2 separate regions of the Mus musculus genome follow, and region 2 is linked to region 1. A link is a loop called in an ENCODE intact Hi-C map of the cell type or tissue named here. Cell type or tissue: heart. All regions are shown on one strand. Each heading gives the region's core, and the rest is flanking DNA. Links, peaks and the distances in the headings are about the cores only. Region 1 holds the start of Gm49894. Region 2 holds the start of Akain1 (A kinase (PRKA) anchor inhibitor 1).

Region 1 (15,881 bases), core at 3,593-11,592:
AGAGGGAGACTCAATCTCACTTCTGAGCTGTGGATATACAGATCTTGTTCTAGCAAGCACGCAAGAGGTTCTCAGGTATGAACTAACAGATCAACTCCTGGCCAACACTTGGAACATGGCCAACACTTGGAACACAGCAAGATAGATCCAACTGTCACACCAATGTGCCAATCTACAACACGGTCAGCTTGTGATTGGGAGTGTATGGTTTGTATATGCTTGGCCCAGGGAGTGGCACTATTAGAAGGTGTGGCCCTGGGCTGGAGAGATGGCTCAGTGGGTAAAAGCACTGACTGCTCTTCTGAAGGTCCTGAGTTCAAATCCCAGGAACCACATGGTGGCTCACAGCCACCTGTAATGAGATCTGACGCCCTCTTCTGGTATGTCTGAAGTCAGCTTCAGTGTACTTATGTATAATAATAATAATAATAAAATCTTTGGGCTGGAGCAAGCAGAGACTGAACAAACGGAGTTGACTGGAGTGAGCAGAGGTCCCAAAAATCCAATTCCTAACAACCACATGAAGACTCACAACCATCTGTACAGTTATAGTGCACTCACATACATAAAATAAATAAATAATTCTTAAAAAAAAAAAAGGTGTGGTCCTGTTCAAGTAGTGTGGCCTTTTTGGAGTAGGGGTGGCACTGTGAGTGTGGGCTTTAAGACCTTCATCCGAGCTGCCTGGAAGCCAGGATTCTACTAGTAGCCTTTAGATGAAGACGTAGAACTCTCAGCTCCTCCAGCACCATGCATGTCTGGATGTTGCCACGCTCCTTCCTTGAAGATAATGGACTGAAGCTCTGAACCTGTAATCCAGCCCCAATTAAATGTTGTCCTTATAAGAGTTACCTTGCCCGTGGTGTCTGTTCACAGCAGTAAAATCCTAAGATAGAGTGGTATAACGTAAAGTGATTTTCTACTGAAGTAAAAATGTAAATATCTTCCATGGGACTTTAAAAAGACACAGAATCTGGTTACATGAAGTTAAAATGATCCAAAATATAATCAGAGGGCAGCATTAAGGTGACAGTTGGAATTAGGCGACAAAAATCTACAAGTTAAAGTTTCTAACAAGCTGCAGTGAAAACCCTGGAAGATGCAATATGGAACATCTGCCTAAGGAGGCTGCAAGAGATAAGTGGAGCCAGTCCAAGGAAGAGGTCATGTGGTCTACAAACACTCTGCTCAGGCAAACAAGCTCATATCATGACATCATGTGCCCCATATATAGGACACAAAGCTACAGGACTTAATGTCTTCCAGGCTATGCTTCAGTCTTGCTTGGAATGTGAACCCTTCTTACATCTCCGCCAGTCTTCACTTTTTGAATGGAAATGTACCTTGGGAATATATAATTGTTTATGATTTTACGGGGGCTTGTGGCTATGAGTTTTCTCTGGCTCTTAAAGAAGAGTTTCAGCTTTGCCTTCTGAACAATGCCAGGACTGCCATGACTACAGGACTTTTAGAAATTGGCTACTTACATTTTGCATGGTGAGATGGACATTAGCCTTTTGGGACTCAACACAGAATGCTCTGTATGGTGTATTATTAGGGTTCTCTAGAGTCACACTTAATGGACTTCTGGAATGTCTCTCTAGATTGAGGGAATATATTACGATGACTTACGTCAGCTGTGAATGGGAAGTACAAGAATCTAATAGTTGCTCAGTCCCAAGAGGCTAGTTGCTTCAGCTGGTCTTCTGTAGAAGTAGGTTCCAACAGATGTGCTGGCAAGTAAACACAAGCCGGCATTGAAGAGGAAGGACTCTTCCTTCTTCCAGTGTCCTTATGTAGGCCTCCAGCAGAAGGTGTGGCCTAGATTACAGGTGTATACCGCCACTCCTGGATCTGGGAGGCTAACCTTGAACTCAGAGATCTTCTTGCTTTGGCCTAAGCTTTTCAAGGCCACTATGCCTCAAGAACTCTACATCAAGATCCAGGTCAGAAACTTGTGTCTTCGAGCCTCCAGATCTGGATCACAGGTGAGCCCTCCAATTCTGGATTGTAGTTCATTCCAGATATAGTCAAATTGACAACCAGGAATAGCTACTACATATGGTTTGAATTATAGTCTGTCCCTTATAAGCTTGTATAGTGGAGGCTGGCTTCTAGTTTGTGGGGGTTACTTGGAGACTTCGTTGGGGGCTGTATTTTGTCTGTTGACCCACCGCCCCTTTCCTTACTTCCTGCACATTGTGAGGCAAATTGTTTGCTTAGTGCATGTCCCTACCCCTGTGATTCTGCTGCACCTTGATGGAGAAGCAATCATGGTGCTTTTCACATGGTTTGTGGACTTAAGTTCCTGAAACTATGAGCTAGAGAAAAACTTTGTTCTCTTATGCTACTTGATCAGGTATTGTGTCACGGCGATGAAAGGTCTGGCTGTTCAACCTTTCTATTAAAGTAACTGAGCTTCTTCCCTAATCGCCATCAATGCAGAGATTACAGGATGGCTCAAATGGACGTCTGATATGATTATTTCTTAGGCAGTTTTGTAACGAGATTAAATCTAATGAAGTGCCTCCATTTTACTCAGCTTCCAGCAAGTATTTCCATTCTTTGTGAAACCACGAAAATGCTTCGTTGGTACTGCAATAGCGTTCTGATCTGTTGTAAATATATTATTTATTCTAGCTAGCCCATATAAAAGACACAAAATACTGGTAATGTACTGCAATAGCGTTCTGATCTGTTGTAAATATATTATTTATTTTAGCTAGCCCATATAAAAGACACAAAATACTGGTAATTTATTTATAAGTTCTAAGCCTAGATTGGGCAGGTTGTGAGCTATTCAAACTTACACCCCAACCGTATGCCCCTTTTTACTTGCTGGTTTGTGGGTTTTGTTTTGAGTCTTCCCCGGATTACAAACTGTTCTCAGGGTCTACTTCTCATGGCAGTCTCTTCCTCCCTCCTGTGTGGCCTGAGCAACTCCTGGATTCTCAGACTTTGGTTGAGAGCCAGCCACTGCTGTATCAGTCTGTAAGTCATTCTAATAACCCCCTTCTTATATGGAGATTCATCATGTAAGTTGTTACTCCGGAGAACCCTAATACACTGGTATCTGAAATTTGGTTTCCTCCATCCCTTCTGCTAGTTCCCTCTCAGCCTACAGGTCTTAAAGGTATAATGAAGCTTCTATTGATTTCCCATCTGAATCTAGTTCCCCTGTTCCCTTTTCATGGTAGTGTATGCTTTAAAACCTTTGTGCTAAGGTCCTTGCTGGGACATTTGTTGAGTGTGTACATCTTTATCTCTGTGGTGTCGGCTCACTTTGTTCTTCATCGTATCTAGGGTTCTTGGGGCAGGAAGGTGGAAGGGTATTTATGGCACTAGGGGAGACATTTGTTTCCTTTTGTTGAGCTGTTGCCTACCCAGAGTTGGCTGGGTTCAGTTTATTTGCAATGGGTCTCATCCTCTAAGACATTTGTCATTCAAGGCAGCAGAGGAAGTGGTGACCGGATGGTTCATTTAAACACAGTCAACCAAGGGCGTGACGTACAGAACATGGGCTACTCAAAGCTTCTACTTACAAGTTGTCCAATCTCTACTACTTGTATCTATAGCCAAAACCAACAGTAGACCCCAATGGTCAATGTGAGGGAGACATCAACTCCACTCACCCATAAACCCCCTACAAAACAGGACACCTTTCAGCTGTCCCTTACGTGTCTATCTAAGCCCTGGTATCCCACAGGCCACCCTGTTATGTTCTACAATCCAGCCTCACAATTCTCAGAAACAGGTTTTGTTTCAGAGGCTGTGAGCATTCTTTGAGGAAAATAGCGTGCTCTAAATGACCCCAGCAGTTGTCTTCCACGGTAGCCATTGTTAGTAGAAGAGAAAGAACACGTCCATCGAGGGCCTTGATCCCTATTAACTACTGCACACTGTGCCCTTTATTTCTGAATTCTGGGTTGACTCTTGCTATCAGCTGGTGTCTTCTATGAGCCTCATGGGTGCGAAGGGTGTGGGACCAGGCAAGGAGTTTCCCATCCTCCTTCCCAAGAGAGTGATGCTTTTGTTAGTTCCCCTGAGTCCTGATGATAAGCAAGGACCAGCCAGGCAGAGTACAGTTGCTATGCATCTGAATTCAAGGAGTCATTGATACAAAAGGAAAAAAAAAAAAGTCAAGCACTTTATTGTTCTGATGTTTATGAACTCTGATGAACTAAATTTAAAATCCAAGGACAAACTCTCTTTCATAGGCAAGAGGACCATGTCTACACAGGAGGCAAGCAATAAATCCAGGAGGAGTGAAGCCCTTCCAGGTGTGCTCCAAGAGCAGCAGCAGGTGGTGACACTGAAGATTACTGGAAGCTGGCCGTGTTCCCACACCGTGAACTTAAGCCATTGCTCTATCACCTCAGGACATAACCTCACGACAGATGGGTATTACTAGTGCCCCGTAAGCAAAACACAGACAGGACTAAAGTGTAAACACAGAGCTGTACGAAGGAACCCGAATAACGCAAACAGGCGGAGTGTCAGGTATGAGGACCACTTCCTGCCATGATGCTAGAATCCAACACCAACAGTAGCATATCAGGGGATTAATATTTGCACTAAAAGCTTAACTGGGTGTTGGTCAGTCTTTATGACTGCCTTGATTTCTTTGTCTCCATTCCAGAAAAGAGAGTGGGGCTTAAAAGGCTGGAGAGATGACCCACAGTTAAGCACTTGCTCCTCTTCCAGGGGACCAGAGGGCCAACACCCATCTCAGGTGGCTCATGATGGTCAGGGGATCCAGGGCCTCTGGCTTCTAGGAGCATACGCATCATATGCGCTACCCCCATATACTCACCTGTGTGCGCGCGCACACACACACACACGCATAATAAAATCGTTTTAAAAAAGTAACACTAGACCAGGTTTATTCTATCTCAAGTCTTTCACCAAACCCTACTAACACAAAGGCTATTGTGTGCACCAAAAGACACGAGTAGGAGCTAAAACTTTGGCTCGGTAGTTCACAGCCCTTACTGCTCTTTCAGGGGACCCAGGTCTAGTTCCAAGAACTCATATGGTGATTAACAATCATCCTGCTCCAGTCTCAGGGGATCTGAACCCCCTTCTGACTGGCCTCCGCTGCCACCAGGCACACACGTGGTGCACACACATTCATGCAGGCAAAGCATTCATACACAGAAAATAAAAATTTGAAGGCGTGTATTTAAACACCGTGGGGGACATTAAACCAGTACTGGTTAATATTTTAGCTGAGGCTGAATATGGTGTCCTTTAGAAAATTGAGGCGACCATAGTTTTCCTTCATGTTTACTTAGGCATCCGGTACAGGCATTCTTTTACATCTTCCCAGAAGTCCATGGTCCTGCCCTAATTGCAGATGTTATTCACGTGATTTAACATAAGACTGTTGAAAGTGTGACAAAGCAGCAGAAGTGAAGTGACATTTAGGAGCACAATAGCTCAATCCAGCTGCCAGTATTGCAGGTTGAACAGAAATTTTGGGGCTAAAGGGACTTTCCAGGTCGTGGGCCTGAGGGCAGGTAAAGAGGATCAGGAAGTGCCTCACAGAGAACACAAGGTTTCAGCAGCAGCGGAGCTATAACTTACATGGATGTCCTGACATTACCAGGCTATCAGATCTCTCCATGGGAGCATCAAGTGCAACCTAGTTCTGGAAACATGATGGCTAGAGAGGGATGTACCTGGGTAAACGTAAAGGCACCAATTAGTCTGGTAGATCTAGAGCTTTGGGATTGAGCAGTTTGTCCAGGGTGACCGGAATTTCCCCTTATACTCCAAATCAAAAATGGCACTTCATTTGCTCTGCAAATGCCTGCTCCCCATAAACAATGCCTCAGTGGCACGAACCAAGCCATGAGCCTGGATATTCGGTCGAGACGGTACAGGGGAGACAGACGGTGCACCGGGACACCTGCCCAAAAGCCAGGCCGAGCTCAGCGCCCGAACCGTGCGCGCCCAGGGGCAGACATGGCCCACGCACATGCACACGCACACGCACGGGAGCGCAGGCTCCCCGCGTTCCCGACGCAGTGCCGAGGCCGGGCGCCGGCGGGAGCCCTGGAGTCGGGAGCTCCAGGAGGGGGCGGGTGCTCGAGAAAGGAGCTCGTGCATTCGCTCCCCTGGCCGGCAGAAGCCCCGCCCCGACCCCGCCCACCCCCTTCTCCCGCGCGCGGGCTCCGCGCGCCCCTTGCCGCGCGCGTGCGCGCGCGTGCGCAGGCCAGGGCTCTCCGCGGGCGGCCCCGTAGACCCAGGGAAAGCAACCACCCGTCAGGTCCCAGATTAACCCTTTCCTCGCTCGCTCACGAGGGAGGCCCCAGCCAGTTCCGTGCCTGCGCAAGCGGCGGCGCGCCTTCTCTCCCCCCCACTACCCCGGAGCCCGCACCGCGCATGCACGGGGAGGGGGGTGGTGGGGGTGTTCGCGGCGGGTTGGCTAGTGTGTGCTCGTGCAGGAGGAGGGCTGCCACCACCAGGGACGTGCACGATTCCCCCCCTACCCCACCCCCTCCCCAAACTCAGAAAAAAAAAAATTAAAAAAAAATCCAAAACACTGCCACCCACCGTGCCCCCGCGTCCATCCCGTCCCTGGCTTGCGCGCTGCCGAGCGAGGGAGCCCACAGCGACAGCGAGCGTCTGTAGCGGTGCCAAGCTGCAGGTAAGCGCGGGCCGGGTGCTGGAAGGGCCGGGGACGGGCGCGGGGACGCGGGGGCAGCCGGCGGCGGGCGCGGCCGGGGCGGCTGCGAGGAGGCGCGTTCCCGCCGAGCTCCGGGGCAGCAGCCAGCTGCAGGATGTGGCGGCGCAGCGCGGTGCGAGCGGGATCGGGGCGTGGGCCGCGGTTGGGCGTGGGGGGCCGGGCGTCCCCGGTGGCTGCGCAGGCCAGCGAGCGGGTGGGGAAGAGGCCAGGCGGCGGCCCCGCGCGCGCGCTCTCTCTCCGCGGCCGAGTTCATGGCCGCCTGGCTCTCCGCGCCGCAGTGCACCGCGGTGGGGGTGGGGACGGCCGAGCCGGGCCCGAGCGCGGCCCGCGGGGCGCCGCCCCTCGCAGCTGTGGTTTCCCCCGGAGCCGACGGGACCCCCCGCGCACGCTCCCCCGCCTGCGTCCGCCGAGCTCCGGGGAGCCGGCCGCGCGCCGCCCCCGCCCTTGGCCGCGGGAGGGCGCGGGAGGACCAGACGCGCAGGCCGCGGAGTGCGCGGGGCGCGAGCTCGGGGCTCGCGGGCGGAGCAGGGCGCGGCGCGGCGCGGGGCTGCGGAACCGGCCGCATGCCCGCTCCCGAGCTCGTCGCGCCGCCGGGGCTGCTGCGGGCCAAGGAAGAGAGCCTCGCGCCCGCGCCGCGACCTGGAGAAGTGGAGGATGGTGGAAGGGAAGGTGGCCCGTCGCTGGCGGGCACAGCTCAGGGGAGCTTTTGTTTAGGAGAGAATGCTGAGGGCTCGCTGCATCCGGCGGCTCATTGGCTGCGAAATGCGAATGTGGGCTCCCCACGCGCGGACTGCGCCCCATGTCTTTCGCGGGGCCCCGGATTCCCCACTCCCAAGTTGTGCGGTCGCAACAGGGAAGTGGTGTGGCCGCCATTGTCGCAGCTGCTCCGGAATAAGGAGGCGGCTGCGGCTGCTTATGTAAGTTTGCTTTGGGAAAGCCTGGCTCTGTGCTCGGTGAGGACGCCTTAACGCTCCCGCGATTTGGGGAGCTGCTAGCAAGGAGCTGCTTTATAGTATTATAGGTGTTGGGCTATGTCTTGTCCTACACCTACTTACACACATACTGGCAATGGTTATCTTCAGGTTTGACTCATTTGAACTTAGCAATGGGAACATCTCTATAGGGGGAAAAAAAAACCGAGCCGATTGCCCTGTGACCTCCTTTGAAAAAGAATTACACACTCACCAGAATCGAGAAGGCGTACGCACGCTGATATGTTGCCATAGCTACCATAGGGCCACTCTTCTCCCAAGTCCATGACCTCAGAAGTGCCACGGAGGGAATTTCTGCAGGGAATGCCTTCCCTTAGGCTGACTGCCGGCCCAGGGTGCATCTAGAACCCAGGAAGGCTGAGGTGAAGACTGGAGGGAGCATCCTTAGAAACTATCTTACCAGCCCTCACTCCGTGCACATGGGAAAGCCTGCTAACTCAGAGCCCTGTGATTCCTATAGTATGAACTTGTTATGGGTTCTCAGGATGTCGACCCTTTGGTGGAATCTCGGACAAAGTCATTGTGTAGGACTGTATTGTAACACGGCCACCTGCTTCTACTGCACTTGTGGGATTGGTGGTCAGTAGAGGAAATTTTTGTTCTTCAAAGCCTGTTGGGCTGCAGGATGTGGAGTTCTTTGGGTGAGAGTTAAGAACGAAAGAAAATTCTTTGAACCTGCATCCGGGGATGGAGGGAGAAAAATGTAAGATTTCTCCATGGCAGTCTTGGAGACAAGTTTGTAATTGTGTAGTAGACAAAGTGGCATGCTTATTTCTCCACTCTTTAGCTGTTGGGTATGTGTGTTCCTGCAGCCGTCCGATATTCAAACATGCATCTAGATGTCTATAGTTCTTAAAGGAAAATGTGCACCCAACAGGAAGTGGTGTGGATAAAGAACATATATGTGCTGATGTTTTCAAGAATATATACCACGGACTACTCCGGGTCTAGTCCTTACATAGAACCAGACCTGACTACTGTTAGCCTCACAGTGTCTCCCCAAAAAACGGTTCATAGGCAAGAGGTGGGACAGAGTGTTTTGTGACTCTTGTAAATACTTGGTTTAGGATTTAATGTAGAAAAAAAAAATCTTACTTAATCTGTGCCTTTCTTCCTGTAGATCTGGCTTGCCCCTGATCAGCCTGAGTCTGATCTGAAGATTTTGGTGTTTAAGGCATTAAGAACATAGCCTGAATTGTTCATGGTGAGTGTACCTTAGAGTAGTAAGCCTCAGACTATCATCTGGCATTTGATTTTAACATAAGTATCTCGGGTCTAGGGGTATCAGTAAGGGCTAAATCTACGTCCTCGGTTTAAGCAAGTCCCTGATCCCCAGTGTGTACACATACACACATTCTACACATACGTTTGTAATTCTACTTCCATGAGGAAAAACCTGTTTTCTTCAGACTTAAACTGGGTTGAATAAAAGTAAGACCATGTTGTTTTTACATAAAACACAGTATTTTTCGATAAGCTCTTGAACTCGCAGTGGAAGGCCTTCTGTGGTGGTTCTGAAATTACTTTGTTTTAAAAATATGTCTATACTTAACCAAGTACAGGTTGAACCTAAGTCCAAAATGTTCAAACTCTGAAGCTTTTTGAAGGGCAATAAGAAGCCATAGATGAAAATTCTGTGCTATGAAGTTTTGTTGAGAATATTATTTGAGAAAACAAAATAAACAAAAGAATATTATTTGAGGCAGGCAAGAGGAAAGATCTCTGAGTTCAAGGCCAGCCTGGTCTACAGATCCAGTTCCAAGACAGCCAGGGTTACCCAGAGAAACCCTGTCTCGAAAAAGAAGTATTTTTTGAAATAGTATATAAATTACCTTCATGCTGTATGTGTAAGGTATATATAAAATAACAACTAGTTTTGGAGTTGGGCTTGGCCTACCATCTTCAATTTATCTCATTATGTGTATGCACGTATTGCAAAACCTGGAGGAAAAAAAATCTAAAACTTGAAACACTTCTGGTCCCGAGCATTTCAGAGAAAGGACACTCAACCTGTACATCTGTTGACTTTTAACTGGATGGCTGGAAGTCTGGCATCCTATGAGCATAAAGCCACTCATCACTGTCTTCCCAGAGGTCTTGGGGGTCAGATTACACCTAGAAACTCATCCAGGAGTGGCTCAAAACTACTATGGAGAAACTAGAGGCCAACACAGAACCATTGTGGCAGTGGTGCCCTCTCTAGTTCTTCAGTGGTGGCTTGTCTCTTCTCTCAAGGAAGTACAGTGCCCAGCCCGGTGTTATTGTCAAGTCCTCCACACCTGAAGTCAGGTCTTGAGGAATCTTTTTTTTTTTCCCTGCATTTGTGGTGTATGTATACACATCTGCATGTGTGTGCATGCATGCTGGTGCATGTATGTGGCCATTCCCTCGGAGACCCCAAAGCTGGCGAGACAGGCATCTTCTTTGATTGATGTCTGCTTTGTCCACTGGGACAGGATCTCTCAATTCAGCCTGGAGTTCACTGTTTAGCTAGCAGAGCCAGCCACCTTGACACCGTCTCAGAATTACAGGTGGCCGCCATGGGCTGGACTGAGTCTCCATTGTTGGGCTGTTTATCTGTCTTAACAGAGTGAACGTTTCCTGGATTTAATTACTGGATCTTACAAGCTGTAGGATGTTGGGCTGCTTCCTAACTTCTTTTAGAAATTGAGGACACCACCTACCCAATAGGACATTAACATTAAGTGATATTAAGTGAATTGAGCCACCTAAAACTTGGAGAGTAGTACATGGTCTATATTTTGTGAAAAGCTGCCATTGTCATTATAACCAGGGAACTATTAATAAACAGAAAGTAATTTAAAATTGCATTATGGAAATCCCTTGTCTGGGGTTGTTTTGTTTGTTTGTTTTGTTTTGTTTTTTTACCAGTTTGGGACCATCTTTAACAGACTTTCTAAATTATCAGGTTCCAAATATTCACGATATGTCTAAATTTTGCATAGGGTGTACTAGGTTCATATTAAACACCTTTAAAATTTCCTTTGCAGGAGTTTTTCATCAGTATGTCTGAAACCATAAAATATAATGATGATGATCATAAAACGCTGTTTCTGAAAACACTGAACGAACAGCGCCTGGAGGGAGAATTCTGCGACATCGCCATCGTGGTTGAAGATGTAAAGTTCCGAGCCCACCGGTGTGTCCTCGCCGCCTGCAGCACGTACTTTAAGAAGCTTTTCAAGAAGCTAGAAGTAGACAGCTCGTCCGTCATAGAGATAGATTTCCTCCGCTCTGACATATTTGAAGAGGTGCTGAACTACATGTACACCGCCAAGATTTCCGTGAAAAAGGAGGACGTCAACTTGATGATGTCGTCCGGGCAGATTCTCGGTATCCGGTTTTTGGATAAACTGTGTTCTCAGAAGCGCGATGTGTCTAGTCCGGATGAAAGTAACGGCCAGTCGAAGAGTAAGTATTGCCTCAAACTAAACCGCCCCATCGGAGACGCTGCTGATGCTCAGGACGATGATGTGGAAGAAATCGGGGACCAAGATGACAGCCCTTCTGATGACACGGTAGAGGGCACTCCCCCGAGTCAAGAGGACGGCAAGTCTCCCACAACCACTCTCAGGGTTCAGGAAGCAATTTTGAAAGAGCTGGGGAGTGAGGAAGTTCGGAAAGTGAACTGTTACGGCCAGGAAGTGGAGTCCATGGAGACTCCCGAATCCAAAGATCTGGGCTCTCAGACCCCTCAGGCCTTAACCTTTAATGATGGGATGAGCGAAGTAAAAGATGAACAGACTCCGGGCTGGACCACGGCGGCCAGCGACATGAAGTTCGAGTACTTGCTCTACGGTCACCATCGAGAGCAGATCGCCTGCCAGGCGTGTGGGAAGACGTTCTCCGATGAAGGCCGGCTGAGGAAACATGAGAAGCTCCACACCGCTGACAGGCCGTTTGTCTGTGAGATGTGCACAAAAGGTTTCACCACCCAGGCCCACCTGAAAGAACACCTAAAAATCCATACAGGGTACAAACCCTACAGCTGCGAGGTGTGCGGAAAGTCATTCATCCGCGCCCCAGACCTGAAGAAGCACGAGAGGGTTCACAGCAACGAAAGACCATTTGCGTGTCACATGTGTGACAAAGCCTTCAAACACAAGTCTCACCTCAAGGACCACGAGAGAAGACACAGAGGGGAAAAGCCTTTTGTGTGTGGCTCCTGCACCAAGGCCTTCGCCAAGGCCTCAGACCTGAAGAGGCATGAGAACAATATGCACAGTGAGAGGAAACAGGTCACCCCCAGTGCCATCCAGAGTGAGACAGAACAGTTGCAGGCCGCAGCCATGGCCGCTGAGGCTGAGCAGCAGCTGGAGACAATTGCCTGTAGCTAGAGGTGATGGGTTAGGAACACTGGGCCTGGGAGGTGGATGCTAAGATTGCATTGGCTGTAGTCAGTGAACACCTTTGACCGCTTTGTGGCAATTTACAGCGTTGTGCTGGCTGGACCTAAGACAGTGCGCACTCCGGTTAGGTGATTCTCAAATTTCTCAAGGCAGTTATGTTCCTACGTTCTGACCAAACAGTTTGCTTTTTTTATCTTTTGGTTTGTGTGTGCGTGTGCGTGTGCGTGTGTGTGTTGTCTAGTATTCATATTCCCAGTAAGCTCCCCTACCCTTCTTTATGGTTTTAATTTGAAATCTCCTTTGTCTGGTTTAAAATGAGTGGCTTCTGTTTCATTCTTAATTCCTCAACTCTTGCCAAGCTGGTGAGTGCACTGCACAGAGTCATGGAATAAATTGATTTCCTAGTCCCAGTATATGTGACTTATGTCAAAACAGCAGTTTTAATAACTGGATACAAGACCTTTATATGGATGCAGAAAATGTTGGCACGCGCTGACCCAGAACACTGCAGAAGTACAAAACCAAATTTGGAAAAATGGAATGGTTTTAGTTTTATATTTGGTTTGTGATTTTTAAATCTCTCTCTCTATATATATATATCATTGTTTCTCACTGTTCCTTGGACAAATAATGGTTGCTTTGCTGAAGTGTTCCTTCATCCATTACAATGGCCCCTGTACCCACCCCAAATGCTGCAGGTCATGTATACCTCAGGATGAGTGAGACCACCAGGATGCTGGTGGTGTTGGGACTCAGTTTCCCTTTCATTCAGTGTGGCCATGCTGTCTGTGTGTGTCCGTGCAATGGACCAGCATCGACAGGAGAAGAGTCTGACACAAGGTTTTCACAGATACAAAAAACCCCTAGGTCTTGAAATCGTGACTGATTTCAGAAATGGTTTTGTATTTAAGATCAAAATTAGGACAAGCAGCAGCAATGTTTCTTCAAATGCGTTTTTGTAGTTTACAGATGGTCAGGCCTCGGGGTCTCTGCATCTCTGCAGCACTCAATTTCCCTTGGAGCAGATGCTTCCTTAAATACGTCTGAAACCCTTCACGTGTGTAAATAGTATTGTTGGTCTTATGTATTTCGAGAAAAGGGACAGCTGCATTTTTTTTCTTTCCTTTTTATTTTTTTTATACAGTGGATTAAAGTACCTTTCATTGGCAACACATATCAGACCCCTTTAACCAATATTAAAGACTATCAGACCAAATGTTTATGTTTTCCAAATATGTCTTATCACTGGTTGCAGTTTTCAATAGAAGCTGATTGCCCTGTCATAGCCATAAATCGGAATTATGAACTTTGTTTCAGATTGGGTGTACTAAAACGCTCCTTTGACTATTTCCTTAAGGATATATTGAAATGCCCACAGAGTTTGAATTATGTTCTGTAGGAAAGTGTAGACAGTTGTTTTAGGATGTGTACAGTTGTAGAAGGTGCCAACTTTAAAAGCTCATGTTTGGTTCTTAAGGTTTTCTTTTTAAAAAAAAAATGCATTAAAGTAATTTCGTTACATGGCCTGCTGTACTAACATCTGTTATTACTGTCGTGAGAAAAATTTTATTTTTAAAACCGGTGTCCATGTTGTGCCAGAGATTGTAGGATGGAGGGGAGGCTACCTTTAAATTTTTTTCTTTATTTATCGTTAAAATGTTTCAGCTTAAATTAATCTTTCCTGAGTGTTTTTTTTTCTGTTTTGAAGGCAATCCCATCAGTTCGTCTGTGCAGTTAGTAGGAGGGGCCGGACTGGTGATCCTAGGCTGTGTTAACCAAAGCAAATGTGAAATCAGCTGGCATCCTGTTGATAACTACTTCAACAAACCATATTTTGGGCCTTTGTTTTTGTATATAAAGATAATGATACACTCCTCTTGTTCTTGATCATTCTTTATACCACTGTTGTTAATGTCCAGATCTATACGCTACCATAGTCATGGTTTCATAGAGGGTCACACTCCTGATCTAAAATCAGTCCCTATAAAAAGCCTTGTGGACAGGTAATCATGTCATTGTGTCCCAATCTGAGAAAACAAAGTAGAATTCTGAATACTTCGTATTACATGTTTAGTGTTTGAACCTTTTTGTATTTGTGTTATAACTTCTACCATGGGTTCTGGGTTCTTATGGGAGTACCTGTTTTTATTTTTAGTGGTGGTGGACTCTTAAAATTACTTTCCTTGGCCCTGAACAGGAACAGTGCCTCTCTACATCCAGCTAACTCTAGTCATCCCTAAGGTAGGAGGGACCCACCCGCAGAGGCATGGCGAGTTCCTGCTGAGATGCGCTGGCCCCCAATCTGCAGTGTGAGCAGAAAGGAATTCTAAGCCGGGCAGTGGTGGCGCACAGCTTTAATCCCAGCATTTGGGAGGCAGAGGCAGGCAGATTTCTGATTTCGAGGCCAGCCTGCTCTACAAAGTGAGTTCCAGGACAGCCAGGGCTATACAGAGAAACCCTGTCTCAAAAATAAATAAATAAATAAATAAATAAATAAATAAATAAATAAAAAAGAAAGAAAGGAATTCTAAGCATAGGCTATCTTTCCATCAATACTTCAATACTTCTTCCTGTACACTATCTGTGTCCACAAACATTGTGTTGACCCCCTCATATTAGCATTGGTTTAGATGATAAATGCAAGGAATTGTAAGGAATTTCATGTAACTGTAAAATCAGCCAAGAAAATTAAGCATCCCCGGTGCACAGGCCTATCAACCCAGCCCCTCAGGAGGCTGAGGCAAGATCACAGGTTGACAGCCTGACTGGCTAAAGAGTGAGTTCGAGACCACCCTGACCAAATGACTTGACACTAGGGATATGGTACAGAGGCGAAGCGCTTGCTTATGTGCTGACGGATACACACAAATTGAAGCACCTTTTGAACTGCCCTGAGTGTGAGTTTAGAAAGTTTCTTCACCTTTCAGGTAAAAATGTGGCCTTTTTCCTCATTGCTTAACATGAAAATTAACACAACACTGAGCCCAGTATCCTGCTTTTTGGGTTCACCATGAGTAGTTCCTGTTGTACTGGTTCATTTTGGACATGTTATCAGTCGGTAACTTGGCTCACCTCAAACTCCAATATATGCCTGCCTCTGCATCCTTAGGGTTGGAACTAAGGATGTGCTAGCAAACTGCACCATATCAGGGATGTTCTCAGTGGATACAGAAACAAGATGCCCCCGCCCCCGCTCCCCACACCTGTCAATTCTATAATTGCTGGCTCTGCATTGTAGCCTGACACGTCTTTTTAAAGTGTTCACAACTGAGAATGTCTTAAGAAAGTTCTGTTTAATTGGCATTTATAAGCTGTCCATTCACAGCTTACATACTCATTCTAGAATTTTCTTTGGTTTCATAATCACACCTCATTTGCCCATTTTTAAGTAGGTCATTGGCGTGTAGTCAAGTGTATACATACACCCTGATGTGGTTGGCTTCCAAATCTACTCAGGGGACATAACAACACAGGCAGAATTGCAATTCTGAGAGCCACACATGAAGTTATCCATTTAGACAATATTTTTATATAAACCTTTCCCAAAGTGAATGTGTTTTAGACTACACTCAGTATTATCTGTCCTGGTTTACATAAATTCCAAGAATATCTGCTGTTTCTTCACTGAAGGGGTTAAGACTACCACCCCCGAATTTTGACTTTAGTCTGGAGTTACTGCTTGCTTTCTTTCGAGGATGTTATCAATAACCTTCCAGGAGGACACTTTATGTGGAGTCCGATTAGTGTCCATTAACAATACTGGCTGAATGTCTGCTATTTACTGAGCTAGGCATTGGGCTAGGTACTGAGAACCCAGCAGGAGTGGGA
Region 2 (15,881 bases), core at 4,078-12,077, 54 kb after region 1:
ATTGTCCGCTCTGTTGAGTCATACTTATACCCTTTCCAAACACTGTCCACTCTCCAAACATCATGTGTCCTCTCTAGCGTCCACTCCAGCCAAATACCACAAGCCTCTTTTCCAGGCAGCTTCTAGGGAAACACGACATGTCTGTTCTCCGCAAAACATCTTTTTATAAGACAGTTTCAACAACAACAACAACAACAAAAATCACATGACACAACTGAGTCTCCAAAGAAATCAGAAAATTCCATTTCAGTAATCTGTCTCCACTGGGGTTTAACATGACTCTCCACCTGTCATCGTAAATAAACTTTTATTGAAACACCATCATGACTATTAATTTTCACATTGTCTGCTATGCTTCTGTATTCTGAAAGCAGCTAGTAGTTGTGAACGTGTAGCAGACAAAGCATACAAATAAACAGATATAAAAATAGGAGACTAAAAATGCCATTTTAATAGTACTGCAGTAATAGAGGTAGGAAGGAGAAAATGTTGGAAAGGAGAGCCAGAGAGATGGCTTATCAGTTAAGAGCACACGTTTTTGTGTTAGTGTAGAGGACCTGGGTTCAATTCCTAGCACCCACACACCGCTAACACCCATCTCTAACTCCATTTCCAGGGGAAATAGGGTCATTTCTTGACCATTGTGGGGCACATGGTGCAAAGACATGCAAGCAGGCAAAAAACCCACTCACACAACATTAAAAAGATAGGTTAGTAGAGATAGATGGATGGATGGATGGATGGATGGATGGATGGACAGACAGATAGAATGTGGGTTTATTTGAGCAAGGTTGCCAGGAATAGAGAGTGAATTGTAACTTTAAGACGCTAAAAAAAAAAAAAACAGTGCCAAGTTTGGGATCTGTTTTAGACTTTGGCTGCTACTCACTGGGGCAGAGCAAGGATACAGAGAACTGTGGAAATGGGGGTAAGATTTAAAAAAAAAACATATTAGTTCTAAATATGGCAAACCTGCTTTCATATGTCATCTCACCCAACCCTTACTTATGAGGCTCTCTTCTTACTGAAAGGTCTAGGGTTATGACCAGTCTGGTTGTCAGTACACAGTGGTTAAAAGTGATTGACTCCCATGGTTTGGGTTACAATTATGCCACAGAATTCGCAAACCAAACATATCTCTTTCTTCCTTGCAGTGTGAAATCTCCTTCATGATGATCCAAGCCATCTTGCTTTCTTTTCATTGTTTGCTTCTGCAATAAATACCACAACTAAAATCACTCAGAGAAGAAAGGGTTTCTCTCATCTTACAGCTTACAGTCCATCCTAAAGGGAGCTTAGGGCAGGAATTCCAGGCATGAACCTGAGTTACCAATGGAGGCAGAGACCATAGACAAGTGCTGCTTACAGACTTGCTCCTTGTGGCTTGCTCAGCCTGTTTTTCTTTTTTTTTTTTTTAATATTTATTTATTTATTTATTTATTTATTTATTTATTTATTTATTTATTTATTTATTATCTGTAAGTACACTGTAGCTGTCTTCAAACGCACCAGAAGAGGGAGTTAGATCTCATTATGGATGGTTGTGAGCTACCATGTGGTTGCTGGGATTTGAACTCAGGACCTTCAGAAGAGCAGTCAGTGCTCTTAACTGCTGAGCCATCTCTCCAGCCCCCTCAGCCTGCTTTTTATATCACCCAGGACCACCTGTTCAGCAGGGATGGCACCACTTATGGTAAACTGGTCACTCTCATATCAAACATTGATTGAAAAAAAAAGTTCCCTACGGACCTACCTACAGGCTAATCTGATAGAAACATTTTCTTAATTGATGTAACCTTTTCCCAGATGATCCTTCTTTATATCAAGGTAACAAAAAGAAAACCAAACAACCAAACAACTAACTAACTAACCAACCCAACCATCAAACACTAAACAAGACAAGGAAACAAACCTAGCCAGCTCACAGGTAATGTTGGAAACTTCTACTTTGTCAACAAGAAAACTCTCTTTATCATTGGTTCCAAATAACCCAGAACCCACTGAGTTTCCAGAAATGATATAGAAACTGGTTTTGCTCTGGTGTCACCTGGATGGCTAGAGGTCCATGCCTCTGTCTTTGCAGAGATGTGCAGGAGATGCTGTGTAAGACACAGGAGAGCAAATGGTGTCCATCAATCATGGTTAGCTCTGTCATCCCTCTCCTAACTTATACTTGCATTTAAATCTGGGCTTTACCACAGATTGCCTGTATAACCATTGTCAGGGTATTTAAGTGTCAGTATCTCAGTATGCTTGTCTTTCAAATAAAAACAGAAGCATAATCCCACACAAATGTGAGAGTTAAATAAGATAAATCCAAGCAAAGAAATGAGCACAGAATTCAGCATAGTCATTGGATCTGGGTTGACTGACTGCTGTATGACTGAGGTTGGGCTAGGTACTGGGGATGCTGTGGGGTGGGCTGCCTTCTTCCACCCCTGTGTCCACTCATCATCCATTATGACTCAGCAGCTCAGCACCTCACTGTCATGAGTTTTCTTATCCCTGATTGCTCAGCAGTCATGTACAGGCCACTTTCTAGGTCCTGTTGTTATTCAGAATAGCTTCATATCTGAAACATTATTAGATGCACACATCCTGTCTTTGGTCCTGTTAACTTTCTTCTTTGTCACCAGGAAGCCGGAGCTCTGACTTCATTACTGCGTACACAGAATGACTTCATAACTTCCTTTCTTACCTTTCCTCCCTAAATAAGGTCATGCTATTTAGTGGCATTCTAATCTGTACCCTCATTTCATGTGTCCATGACACTCAAGACCTTTGCTGTCCACAGCTGGGTTCTCTCTCTGATCCTCCTGGGCTACAACCAGTTCAAATCCAGCCTGGAATACACTGTGAGATTCAGTCTCAACAAAGAAGCCAAGGCAAAACAATCCCTTAAAAGCACTGGGTATGGTAGCATATGCCTTGAATCCCAGCACCCAGGAGGCAGAGGCAAAGGCAGAGGCAGAGGCAGAGGCAGAGGCAGAGGCAGAGGCAGAGGCAGAGGCAGAGGCAGAGGCAGAGGCAGAGGCAGAGGCAGAGGCAGAGGCAGAGGCAGAGGCAGAGGCAGAGGCAGAGGCAGAGGCAGAGGCAGAGGCAGAGGCAGAGGCAGAGAGAGAGAGAGAGAGAGAGAGAGAGAGAGAGAGAGAGAGAGAGAGAGAGAGCGCAGAGAGAGCAGAGAGAGCAGAGAGAGGCAGAGAGGCAGAGGCAAGTGGATCTCTATGAGTTTGAGGCCAGCCTGGTCCACAGAGTGAGTTCCAGGCTATCACCATTCTCCCTTGCTTTTCTTCCTTCTTCTGTTTAAAGAGGTATTTCTTGCATTTGCTTTTTTCCTTTTACCCTCTTCCCCTTTCTATTTTTCTGTTTGTCTCCTTCTGTTTTCCATTTCTTCTCCACTATCTGCTTGAACATGATTTATTGTAGATTCTTATGCTTAAAATTTACTGAACAAATTTTTATAAGGTCAATCCACTTTTTGAAGATAAGTTGAATGTTGTGAGTTGGAAGCTCCATGCTGTGTCTTAGAGATAATCATGTTGATTTGAATCTGAATATTGTCATTTCACTTTCCTCCCATGTTAACCATGCTATTCATCTTCCACACATGCCATGCATGCCATCTCATGTCTATCCATGTTATATCATGTACACCATGCCATGTATGCTATGTCATGCCTACATATGTTACATTATGTCCACCATGCCATGCACGCTATCTCATGTCTACCCATGTTATATCATGTTCACCATGGCATGCACGCTATCTCATGTCTAACCATGTTATATCATGTTCACCATGCCATGCATGCTATCTCATGTCTAGCCATGTTATATCATGTCCACCATGCCATGCATGCCATCTCATGTCTATCCATGTTATATCATGTCCACCATGCCATGCATGCTATCTCATGTCTAGCCATGTTATATCATGTCCACCATGCCATGCATGCTATCTCATGTCTACCCATGTTATATCATGTCCATCCATGTCATGCATGCTATCTCATGTCTACCCATGTTATATCATGTCCACCCATGTCATGCATGCTATCTCATGTCTGCCCATGTTCTATCATGTTCACCATGCCATGCATGTTGTCTCATTTTCCATTCATGCTATCTAATAAAATCAGCAGTTTTACTTGGGAATTTGGGAGAACTTTATCTAGAGAATAAATGTGGATACATGGATCATTAATAAGGGAAAAGGGTTTTCAATGAAGTCGATGTTCTCCAGGAAATTATTTATTTTCTGTGAACACAGTGTAAAAATTTAACTGTTCTGATGCAATTTCTCCAACATGGAGGTTTTGCTATTGTTCCTCTTTAAGAAAATATGGTTATTGCACATTTTAAAGCATCCCACGGGACTCATAAACTGCCTCGTAAATGCAAACCCGCAGAGGCATGGCTCTTCATTCTTCAAGCCTGAAGAATGCCTTAATATTTTCTGCTTTAGCACAGCAAAGTCATTGCTTTTCTTTATTTCATCGCCTGTCCTCCCTCACTTTTATTGTTCAGTGACGCTGTCTTTCCTCTTTCTGTGTATTTTCACCTAAGTCTCCTTTTTGTCTTTACAGACCAGAAACGACAATCAGTGTTCTTGGCTTCTTCATTTGGTTTTTTGTCTCTGTGTCTCAGCACAAGGCACTCACCCCTGTTTTAATTATGCTTTTCATCACCCAGTGTCCTTCCCGAGGGCCAACTCAATAGTTTGAGAAAGAATTCATTTCCAGCATTTTATTTCTATAATCATTCAAAACTCATGTGCTCAGACATTTTGGAAAGAATCATGGCTTAATTTTTCATGATGAAAATGTCCCTATTTAATCTACTTCAACAGTACCAGGGGTGAAAAATTATTTTAAATTCTAGTTGGTTGAATAATGTATTTAAAATGAGTGTTGAGCAAAAAGAATCAGGGTCTGTCTGGAACCACATGTCTCCACATGTAAGGGTCTTGAGTGTCGTCCAGGATGTGCTTGCAAATTTTTCTAGTTTTTTTTCAACACTAACACAGAGTAGAGGAAAAGCTGGCTAAAGAAACGAGGGCTTGGGCCTGGAGAGATGACACAGCGATTAAAAGCACTGACTGTTCTTCCAGAGGACCTGGGTTCAAATCTCAGCACCCACATGGCAGCTCACAACTATCTGTAAGTTCAAGATCTGACATTCTCACACAGACATGCATCCAGAAAAAAAATCAATGCACATAAAATAAAAGTAAATACAAGAAACAAGGGCTTGAGGAATCCCAAGAAGTGCAGCTCTTCATTGCCTGTAGTGTTTTTTTTTCCCCAGAACCCATTCTTTAGCATTTGTTTACCACCAGAATTCTGTTTCCAACTTCATAATGTTTCCACGTATTTTAAGCCAACATTTCTCCCAAATCCCGAGTGGTTTTGATAAGGAGATACTTTTCCACATGTGCTTTCTGGGTCCTCCAAAACCTTTCCGAGTACCCCTGGAAGGGGGGGGGGGTGTCCAGTTTGATAGGCTCAGTGCTGGGCTAAGAAAGTTGGGCATCTACTATAGCTTGTTTACTGTCTTGCTTTTTATTGCTGCTCCCATTACTGAGCAGAAGTGACCGCAGAAGTCAGAATATAGTAGATGGTAGCCACGGCTACCTCACTGGTAGAATGGCTGTCTTTAAAGCTGTTTGAGCAGGGTGAGTTGCCATGCATGGAGTATTCAAACAGAGACACAGGGGGACTACACCACGAGATAAAGCTTCGTTGGGGTGAGTCTGGGTAAAAGATCTGTCAATGAATCCAACTCATAGTATAGCTAAATAAATGGGAACATTTATCTTTCTCTTAGGTATTCAGATACCAAATCTAGCACTTATATTAAATATAAAAGTATTAAAGCCCAGAAGCTGCATCAGGATATTGAAATAAAATCAACAAAATAATTCTGGTCATGGTACAAATTTGAGATAACGCTGAGTGAAATCTACAGCTGAAACCACCTAAACAAACTAAGACATATCACCAAAGTGACTCGCAGATAATATTAATTGTCTTGACTAAAATATAGACAGGACCTGGTACTATAGCTTGGTAATTGATCCCCTGCTTATATTGTGTGAGGTCCAGGAATGATCTTCAGTGTAAACAAAATTTTGCGCACACACACCCCCATTAGACTGAGAACATACTGTCGTTGGGCTCTGTAGGAATGGCATTAGGAAGGGGGAGGGTCAATGAAGAGATGCTTTGAGAAAGGACAGAGTCTACAACTCTTGTTCAGGAACGGGGGCTGAGAAATTCTTGTTTAGCACTGGCCTGTTGTTCTGGTTCCTATTAGATCACATTTCTGTCTATTGCCACTCCAGGCTCACTAAAAAGCTAGAGGGCCCATCGGTCTATGTACCGATGTTTCTGTTAGTTATTTTTACTTCTCCTACCTCTTTGGCTACTTTCTAGTCTAGCATTATGCAGGACTTTGTCTCCATTTTTTTTGTTTGTGTGTTTGTTTGTGTGTTTGTTTTTAATACTTGAAAAGATAAGTGATGGGTTTGGGAGAAACGTACATACTTTTTAAAAGCTGCTGATATGCCTGTAAGCTGGCCACTAAAGGATAGAACACTGTTCTACAGAGTGGACATCCCCTGAAACTCGTTAGGAAGGAAGACTCTCGGGTTCTACTGTACCCTCCTGACTCACAGGCTACAGCTTAGCCTGGTCCCCAGAATTCACACACACATTAATATCTATGATCCACTGATCTACTAATTGTTTCCTGTAGGGCACAATGTCCTCCTAGCTTGTCAATGATTTCTGGAGTGAGTTTAATTGGGTCATGCTCCTTTTTCTCTCTCCCTCCCTGCCTCCTCCTCCTCCTCTGCCTCCTCCTTCCTCCTTCCTCCCTCTCTCCCTCTCTCCCTCTCTCCCTCTCTCCCTCTCTCCCTCTCTCCCTCTCTCCCTCTCTCCCTCTCTCCCTCTCTCCCTCTCTCCCTCTCTCCCTCTCTCCCTCTCTCCTTATCTCTCTGAGACAGAGTCTCACTATGTAGCTCTGGCTGTCCTGGAAGTCACTGTGTAGACCAGACTGGCCTCAAACTCACAGAGGTCCATCAGCCTCTGCCTCTTGAGTGCTGGGATCAAAGACACACAGCACCACACCAGGACCCCTTGCTCTTTCTTAATTCACTGAGATCCATATTTCAGAGGGTCCTCACAGCAAACCCTGCAGATGCCTCAGTTCTTGTAGTATAGACGAGATGGGCCAAATAGGGTGACATATCCAAGGTTAAACAGTGAGTTAATGGGGAAGGTGCTGGACCTGCGTTTGCATCTGGTTGATCCTTAAGAATGTTTTCAGATGTTCTTAACACGATATTTTCCTGTGGATATTTGTTTATGCATTCGGTGAGTAAAGGCCATGAACACACAAAGTTGTAAAAAATTAAGGGTGGTGGAGGGGTGTTTATTTAAAGCAGTCGGCAGTCATTCAAGCAAATCTCAAATAGTGCTTCATGTGTCCCACGGTGCTGAAACTAGAGGGGCAGATAGTTTTTGTTCCCAAGGGTTTGGGTGTATCTTGGGCATATGAGAGGACTCCACCCCTTTGTGCATGGGTATTTTTCCTACCCATTGGCTGATTTGCATCGTGCTGAGGCAGGCCCCATCTGTTTCATCTCCTATGACACCAGGTGCTAAGAGCATTTGTGACTGTGTTGTGTTGAAGCTGCCCAGATGCCTCCATGATAACCGTAGTTCAAGATTTGTGAAACTATTTACATTTTCAACCTATTATGGCTTTGAACAAACTCGGTGCCAGCCTGGCTATTTAAATGCCTATGTTTGCCAAAACAGGGTAGAGCTTAAGGCTTTTAATCAAATTGTTAGTACTGTGCTTTTAGAACAGCGCTATTATTTCCAGGAAAAGGTGAAGAATGCCCAAAAACTCTGATTGCCTTTGGTTTTGGACAACCCCATTCAACTACAGAGATGGAGGATAAAAGCCAAGGCAAGGGGATCCTTATGTGGTTTTTGACTCTGTCACTGAAACCCACACGCGCGTGTTGCAAGCTGGTGGCATCTAATGAGCGTTGCCTACACCGCACCAACATTAATCAGGGAACAGATATCTTCAAGTGAACTACGGGTTAGGAGCCTGCAGTGAGCATCCAGCAAGTCCTTGTTCAGGGTGGAACCAACTGTAAAGGGCGCAGATACCAACTGAACCAGATCTGGGCAAGCTCTTAAGTATGTAATCAATGTCAGAGATGTTTTTCCTCATCCGTGCAGAAGTTGGAGTTTGTCCGAGACATGTCTCATCTGTACTTTTTTTTGCAGTGACTAACACCGTTTCCTCTCAGGCTATGACCTTGAGAACCTGCAAATGTGGGAGTTGACCCAGTGGTCACGGGGAACAGGACCCGCGAGCAGCGCCCTTGTCATGCATGCATTGCAAGGTCATCCTGTTTTTCTCTTTTAGCTCTCTTGCTGACATTGAGAGGCCTGGGGCAGCCAGAGAAGTCGTGAACAGCAAAGACGGGTTAACTTGGTGGTTCCTCCCTCTGTTCAGAGACAGCCACACTCCAAGAACTCAGCCTCTGGAGTAAAGTCTAGTGCGATGTGGGGAAAGGGACAAACTCATCTTAAATGTCAGCCCGGCATCCCTGGGGGTGAGTGACAGCAGGTAGTTAGAAGCAATTAGTTGTGCGCCTGCCGGGAAACCGGGCAATTACCTTTCTGTCTGGCTTCCCCTTCCGTCCTTCCTGCTTCGGTGGAAGCGGTAGAAGCGCCCTGCTCCTTCGGCGGTGAATCGCCAAGCTGGCGCGGGGACCGAGGAGGAGCTGAGCCGGGTTGCCTCTCCTCCTCCCGCCGGCGGAGCGGTGCATTGTGGAGGCAGCGCGCGCCCAGCGCTGAGCCGCGGCCCGGGACCGCGCGCAGGGAGCTGTCCGAGGTGCTGACCGTCCCGCCCGCACCCTGCGCGCCCGTCTGCTCCCGGCCCCGCGGTTCCCCGGTCCCCCGTCGGCTCCCGCCCTCTGTCTGTCCACCTCTAGAAACCCAAGGGTGTAGCGGCTGAAGGAAGTCATGGTGTTCGCTCCAGGTACTCTTTTATCTTCTTTTTCCGCAGACGTCCAGGCGGGGAGCGGGGCGGGAGGCGAACGCACCCGGAGGGAAGGCCTTTAAGACGACGGGGGTCCCTATGCGTGCTTTGGAGTTGCAGTGGCCCGGGGGGTGGAGACCGCCGGGTCGCCCCTCTCCCACACCCGCCTCATCTGCAACCCCAACCTTTCCGTCTCACAGTCCCGCCTGAATCCCGGCACCCGGAGTGAGCACCGACACCTTGGCAAGTGGCCCACTCGCCAGCATCGGACCTGCGCGGGTGTGCGGGCGGGGAGTGGGGAGAAGGATACAGGGCTTGGGGCTCCTTCTGTGGGAGTCTCTGTCGCCGCCTCTCCTCCCCTTCCTTAGAAGTGGCAAAGTGCCCTGCTTCCTTCCTCCGGGCCTCCAGAGGAGGTCGAAGGCAGGGGAGCGGGGCGAGGGGAAGAGGAGCGCTAGCCCTATGGATTTGGATCTGAAACTCTGTCGGGACTGCAGCAGGAGAGAGGCTACTGCGGCGCCGCGGGCGCTTGCAGCGTCTTCTGCTGGCAGGTGGCGAAGGACCTTCGTCCTTTTGCTGCGATTGGAGGCTACAAGTTGAAGAGTCAAATTTATCTGAGGTTGGCGGGTTTATCAGTCTCTCTCCTCTCTCTCTCTCTCTCTCCCTCTCCCCCCCCTCTCTCTCTCTCTTTCTCTCTCTCTCTCTCTCTCTCTCTCTCTGTGCACGCGCACGCGCGTTCAGGTGCTTCTGCTAGGGCCTCGACCTAGGTGTGTGTGTGTGTGTGTGTGTGTGTGTGTGTGTGTGTGTGGTGGGCTGAATGAAGCGTGGACCCGTTTATAGTTAACATTTCTACGTCCAAAGTTTCTCTCTCTCTCTCTCTCTCTCTGGTTTTTCTCTTTCATCTTTCTAACCTTCTTTTTCAGTTTGCCTGCCCTGACTCCCTCTCGCAGTTCCCCTTCTTGTTTTTGTTTGTTTTGGCTGTACTTCTTTTTAGGGGCAGTGTACAGCAGGTAGTAGGAAACACATAGCATCACTCTGTCAGCTTTGGGGGTCTTTAATTTGAGAAACAGGTTTGAAAATGTCCTGGGCAGGGGAACAGACATTGGAGAAGAAAAAGAAAGCATTTCTAAAAGGAAAGAATTGGGTCTGGTTTTTACATTTTTTCACTGAAAGAAGAGGAAGCTCTCCACCTGTCAATGACCAGTGACAGTCCCTGAGTCCCCGAGAGGTTAGCTAAGGAGACAGGATCCACAAGTGCACATGTGCCTTAGAGCAGTGGTTCTCAACCTGTGGGTCTCGATCCCTTGGGTTGAACGACACTTTCACAGAGGTTGCATATCAGATGGTATTTACATTACTATTCACAACAGCAGTAAAAATAAAGTTATAAAGTAGCAACAAAAATAATTTTATGGTTGGGAGTCACCACATAAGGAACGGCAACAAAGGGTTACAGCATTAGGAAGGTTGGAAACCCTTGCCTTAGACTAGGAATGTCGCTCTCCTTCCAAAACAGATAACTTAAGGGAAATGAGGTGGAGGTCCAGTCTGTGTCGGTCAGTCAGCGCAAGGTCAGAGAGTCAGAAAGCAGCAGGTCTCAGTCAGAACAGCTCTTGTCTCCCTCTGACTCAGTCGCCCTGTGGTGTGAGCAATGTTACCGCTTCCTGGGGGGCGGAGCTGAGGTTCTTTGGAGTTAGACTCCGCCTCTTTAAGTCCTCAGAGCCATTCCTCTGAGGAGACACACCCCAGCTACAGAGGTGCGAGGTGGAGCAGTGTCTAGTGCTATGTTGTGGGATGTTGTTATCTATTCAATTTTCCTACGAATGAAGGGGTGGAGGCAGTGTAATGAACTTAGACTCCTTCTGGAGGGGCAGGCGGTCTGGATTTAAGCAGCTCAGAATTTCAACAGATGTTGTTGCCATCTAACCTTCAAGTTTGTGTAGTTCCTGTTTATCGCAGTGGAGGAAAATAGTGATGATTCACATCTGCCAAAAATAAAAAATAAAAAAATAAAAAAATTAAAATTTCAGAAATTGACCTGGGTATGACAGGCACAGAAACCCGCGAAGTGAGTCACCCCTCCCCTAATTTTGAGTTTCTTGAAAATCATAAGCATTTGGGGGCTAAAGATACTGTCAGCGCACCATTGTGCTTACTCTCCTCATATGTGTGGTTACATCCTTCTGAAAGAAAACCGTAACGGTGATTATTTTAATCTCGGCTAGAATTTCATTATTGTATTCTCATTTCTAGTCTATTACTCTTCCAGATCACTCCAAACTGGAAATACCTTCCCATTGCATTCCTCCAAGCTAACCTAGTACCCAGGAGGGAGACTCGTGGGCTAAAAGTACTCAGAACCCAACAACCAGCTGTTCATAAACCTCATGTGTATTGTGTTCTTATTGGATTTTCACAGCAATAAATAGGGGCCACAGGTTTTAAGACCTGGCCTTGCTCTTGCTTTTGTAGATTGACCTGTGTTTAAATGGCTCTTTGCTTCCCTCAAAGGCACTGGTAAAAGGCAAAGCTACTCTCAGTCTAGAAATGCAATGGGAAGGGGTGGGGGGTGGGTGTTGCGGGAAGCACCAGAATGAAGCTCTATATAACCCTAGTTGGAAGCCACTCTTACCATTTGCTATAGAACACGTGCATATTCTTGAGTTTTGGTATCTATGCATTGTAAGAAACAAGGCTTTGTGCTTGGGCAAGAGCCTTGAGTAGTCTTTCTTGGTTTGACTAGACTAGAAAAATAAACTCTCCATCTTTCATTTCTTTTATATGATTAATAGACATTGTAACTTAGAAGAATTTTAATTTTGTGAAAAACCAATTTAAAAATTCTCCAAGCTCATGCCTACTAATTTTTTTTAAAAAAGAGTTTGGATCTGAATTCAATTAGTCATTTCTTGTACCTTTTGTGGTGGTTACACAAAGGCAGCAGTTGGATGTGCAGCAAGACATATCAATGCCTCTGCAAGGACTGACTAGGTACCCTCAAACAGAGATTTAACCAAGTCGGAGCACATGGGTAAATTGAGGCACTGTGATCAATTCTTTCCTCAAACCTCTCCATTCTCCTCTTTCTGTTTCCTCAAACTGAAGGTCAAATGTTTCCAGAGCAACTTGAAAAGCTCCCCAAATGTAAATGGCCAATCCCAAGGAAGAGGCTGAAGAACCAGTATGGAGAAATACTTTGCTTCCTGTGTGTAATGTTAAACTGGCCCACATTACTTCTCTGTGGGGAACATAGCAACAGTTACCACTTAGAAGCAGGAAAATACTGTAAGATCTCTGGTGCTGCTGGTGTTTGGAGTCAGGGTATCTCAGTGTTCTTATCTATTCATAGACAAAGCCAAAGAGGAAGCATGGAGAGAGAGACCACTGGCCATTGTTATGAAAGTTGGTAAAATGTAGCAGAGCATATTTCTTGGCTGAATTCCTGGAAGGGGAAAAATATACACTCACAAATTCAAGTCTTTTCACTGCCATTTTATTCTGACTAAAGAATGCCTACATCAGTAAGGAATAAAAATGTAGTAGAGAAGTGGAAACAGGTTCTCTCATCTCTGGTCCACACTGCTTTCTTCCGGTGAGAACCATACATCTCAGGGATTAACTCATCTCTCCTGTGGATGTGGCAGTTGGGTTTGCTTCAAGTTAGATCCTGTACCAACAAAAAGATCTTTTCTCTTGTGCATAAATCAGGTAAGGTTATAATAATAAGGATTTCATAGAGACATAAAATGGTGTGCAATTGCAAGCAATTAGGTAGACAGACCCTGACGTCTAAGCTTGATTTGGAGAGCATTTAATACCAGTGTTTCCAAAGAAAGCAATCAAATGTATTTAAGAAAGTATTTATTACAAGATAGCCTTTATACATTTATATAAATCTATCAATTCCAAAAAAGCAATGAGTGAATTATATAGCAGACCATCTTAACTGTCAGTTTTATAATCTTCTAGCTTTACAAATTCTTTTCTATACATGTAGTCTTTTAAAAATGCATTCATTTCTTTAAAGACTACATACACTGCATTTAATTTTTGCATACAATTCAATGAGATTAAAAACATACATAGGCTCATGTAGTCACCACAGAGCACTTTTAATGCACTAAAGTCTTGGGGTTTTTGTTGTTGTTGTTGTTAACCTTTTCTGTCAACATCTTCCCTCCCCTTACCTGCACTCATCACAGGTCCTCCACCCCTAACCATGTGCTCAGTTCAGAATGTCATACAAATGGAGTCACGTTGGGCCTTAGCCACTGATAGAACACTAACGAGATTCACAGACCAGGTGGCTTCTAAATAAAGGAGATCTTTTCCTAGAGGTGGAGGCTGGGTAGTCCAAGACCAAAGTGGTATAGATTGGGTATGGCAGATTCCCTGCAGACAGCTACCTTCTCATCATGACTTCATATGGCAGAGCACGAGAGTCTCTATAGATCTTTCATAACAGAGCTGCTGTCCGTCAGGAAGGCACACCTCCATGTCCTGCTCACAGTGTCATTGTAGGCAATTGGATTTTAGCAGAAGAGTGGTGGGCCATGTATTATTCAGGTTTCTCTAGCGTCATGGAACTTATGGGATGTCTCTCAATATTGAGGGAAATTATTGTGATGACTTACAGTCTGTAGTCCAACTACCCCAAAACGGTCAGCTGTGAATGGGATGTCCAAGTATCTAGTAGTTGCTCAGTCCCATGAGGCTAGTTGTTTCAGCAGGTCTTTTGTAGAAGTAGGTTCCAACAGATCTGCTGGCAAGTAAATGCAAGCAGGCAAAGAAGAGCTAATCTTCCTTCTCCCAATGTCCTTATGTAGATCTCCAGCAGAAGGTGTGGCCCAGATTAAAAATGTGTACCACCACACCTGGATCTGGGACTTGTTTTGTCCCAGGCTGACCTTGAACTCAGAGATCTCCTTGCCTTAGTCTCCTGGAATTAAAGATTTGTCCTACCTTGTCTGGGCCTAAGCTTTTCATGGTCACCATGCCTCACGATCTCCATGTCAAGATCCAGGTCAGAAACTTGTGTCTTCCAGCCTCCAGCTCTGGACCACTGGTAAGCCCTCCAATTCTGGATTGTAGTTCATTTCAGATATAGTCAAGTTGACATCCAGGAACAGCTATCATAGGCCATAACAATCAAATCACGTCCTTTTGGAGACTGCCTTCTTCCCCTCAGCATGATGGGTGGTGAGCATCAAGAGCTCACGTGTTTACTGTTGAGTAGTATCCCATTGTTTGGCCATACCTAAAGTGGCTTATGCCTTCCCCACTGAAAGACACTTAGGTTCCTTCTAGGTGGAGGAGATTATGTATAAGGTTGTACTAAATATTCACAGGTGCATGTGTATAAGTCTAATTTTATTCATTTGGGGAAAATACACCAGCTTTGATTGCTGGGGCTTGTAGGAGGTTAACCCTCAGTGGCTCTCTTAAAACCAAACTGTTTTGCCTTTCCATCGATCTGTGAGGAGTCCTGATCTCCTTATCCCTGCCATTCTAATGGATAGGTAGTGGCATACAGCGTGGCTCTATGTGCCTTTCCTTGAAGACCAATGACCATGGTTCTTTAAAATAATGTGTTGAGTTTATGTATCTTTTTAATGTGTGTAGGTATTTGTGTGTACATGGGCATGTGACTGTATGTATGTACATGTGCTCATATGCATACCACAGCACACAGACAAAAGTCAGAAGATAATCCGCAGGACTAGGTTTTGTTGGTTCTCTCTGTTTACCATGTGGGTCAAGGAGACTGAACTCAGTTGTAAGCGCCCCTTTCTTTCTTTCTTTCTTTCTTTCTTTCTTTCTTTCTTTCTTTCTTTCTTTCTTTCTTTCTTCCTTCCTTCCTTCCTTCCTTTCTTCCTCCTTCCTTCCTTCCTCTCTCTCTCTCTCTCTCTCTCTTTTTTTTCCTTTCCTTTCCTTTCCTTTCATTTCCTTTCCTTCCCTTCCCTTCCCTTCCCTTCCCTTCCCTTCCCTTCCCTTCCCTTCCCTTCCCTTCCCTTCCCTTCCCTCATCCTCCCTCCCTCCCTCTTTCCCTCCTTCCTTCCTTTTTAAATTTAATTTTATTTCTAATTCATTTTTACACCCCATATTCCATTTCCCACCCCTGCCCTCCCCCCCCTCCATCTGCCCCACATCCCACACCTCCTCCCCACCACACCCTGTCTCCACATGGATGCCCCCACCCTCTACCCCATCTGACCTCTAAACTCCCTGGGGTCTCCAGTCTCTTGAGGATTAGGTGCAAGCACCCTGTTCTACCGAACCATTTGCCGGCCATTTGCAGATAATTTCTTAGGAGCTTATTTGCCAAGTGTCTATTTTCTTGATGTGTCTGTTTACATATGTTGTTGATTTATCAGGAGAATGTTTTCTTTCTTGATGTTGGGTTTGGGGATTTCCTGATATAGTCTTGTCTCATATACATGATATTTGCTGCTGAATTTTTTTCATCCATTCAAGACCACTTTGAAGTTGAATGCTTTTAATTTTAGTGGAGCTCATGCATTTTAATAGGCTATATTTTTTTTATGATACATCTAAGAATTTTTGCTTAACTCAAGGTCTTCAAGACTCTTTCTCCATGTTTCCTCCATGAGTTTTGTAATTTTATGTCTATGATCTATTTTAAGTTGCTTTTTAAAGTTACTCTCACTCACTTGTGGTAGGAAACCTATGCTTTTGTACCCAGGAGGATAAGGCAGGAAGGTCTAGACCTCGTGGACCAGGTCATAGAACGTTCCAGGGCAGTCTGCGGTGCATTGAAAAAAATCCTCTCAAGAGTTCTGTTCCTTTTGGTTAACATG

What was found. Peaks named below come from ENCODE experiments on the same cell type or tissue, not always from the same donor. Only the 100,000 strongest peaks of a DNase experiment are listed, where the experiment ranks them.
Region 2: it touches region 1 in a loop (4-fold over the local background); 4 of 42 quality-filtered maps call a loop at or near these places.

The regions. Positions count from the first base shown.
Region 1 is chr17:69,376,618-69,392,498 of GRCm38, forward strand. Gm49894 reads right to left here and starts at 7,564. Exons shown (of 3, transcript XM_030250167.1): 1 at 7,483-7,564; 2 at 6,559-7,394; 3 at 4,126-5,681. The coding sequence starts at 7,564. The coding sequence ends at 5,634. It overlaps Zbtb14 (zinc finger and BTB domain containing 14), which reads left to right and starts at 7,187. Exons shown (of 3, transcript NM_009547.3): 1 at 7,187-7,608; 2 at 8,804-8,887; 3 at 10,695-14,135. The coding sequence starts at 8,885. The coding sequence ends at 12,041. In heart, for the core only: a CTCF peak has its summit at 6,049; DNase peaks (open chromatin) are centred at 6,304, 6,894, 7,564 and 7,984; H3K4me3 peaks cover 3,298 bases; H3K27ac peaks cover 2,841 bases.
Region 2 is chr17:69,430,476-69,446,356 of GRCm38, forward strand. It overlaps Akain1 (A kinase (PRKA) anchor inhibitor 1), which reads left to right and starts at 8,851. Exons shown (of 2, transcript NM_001145192.1): 1 at 8,851-9,066. The coding sequence starts at 9,051. It overlaps A930029G22Rik (a long non-coding RNA gene), which reads right to left and starts at 9,765. Exons shown (of 2, transcript XR_003952217.1): 1 at 8,702-9,765. In heart, for the core only: no CTCF peak of the experiment used is centred there; a DNase peak (open chromatin) is centred at 8,856; H3K4me3 peaks cover 2,139 bases; H3K27ac peaks cover 481 bases; H3K27me3 peaks cover 3,743 bases.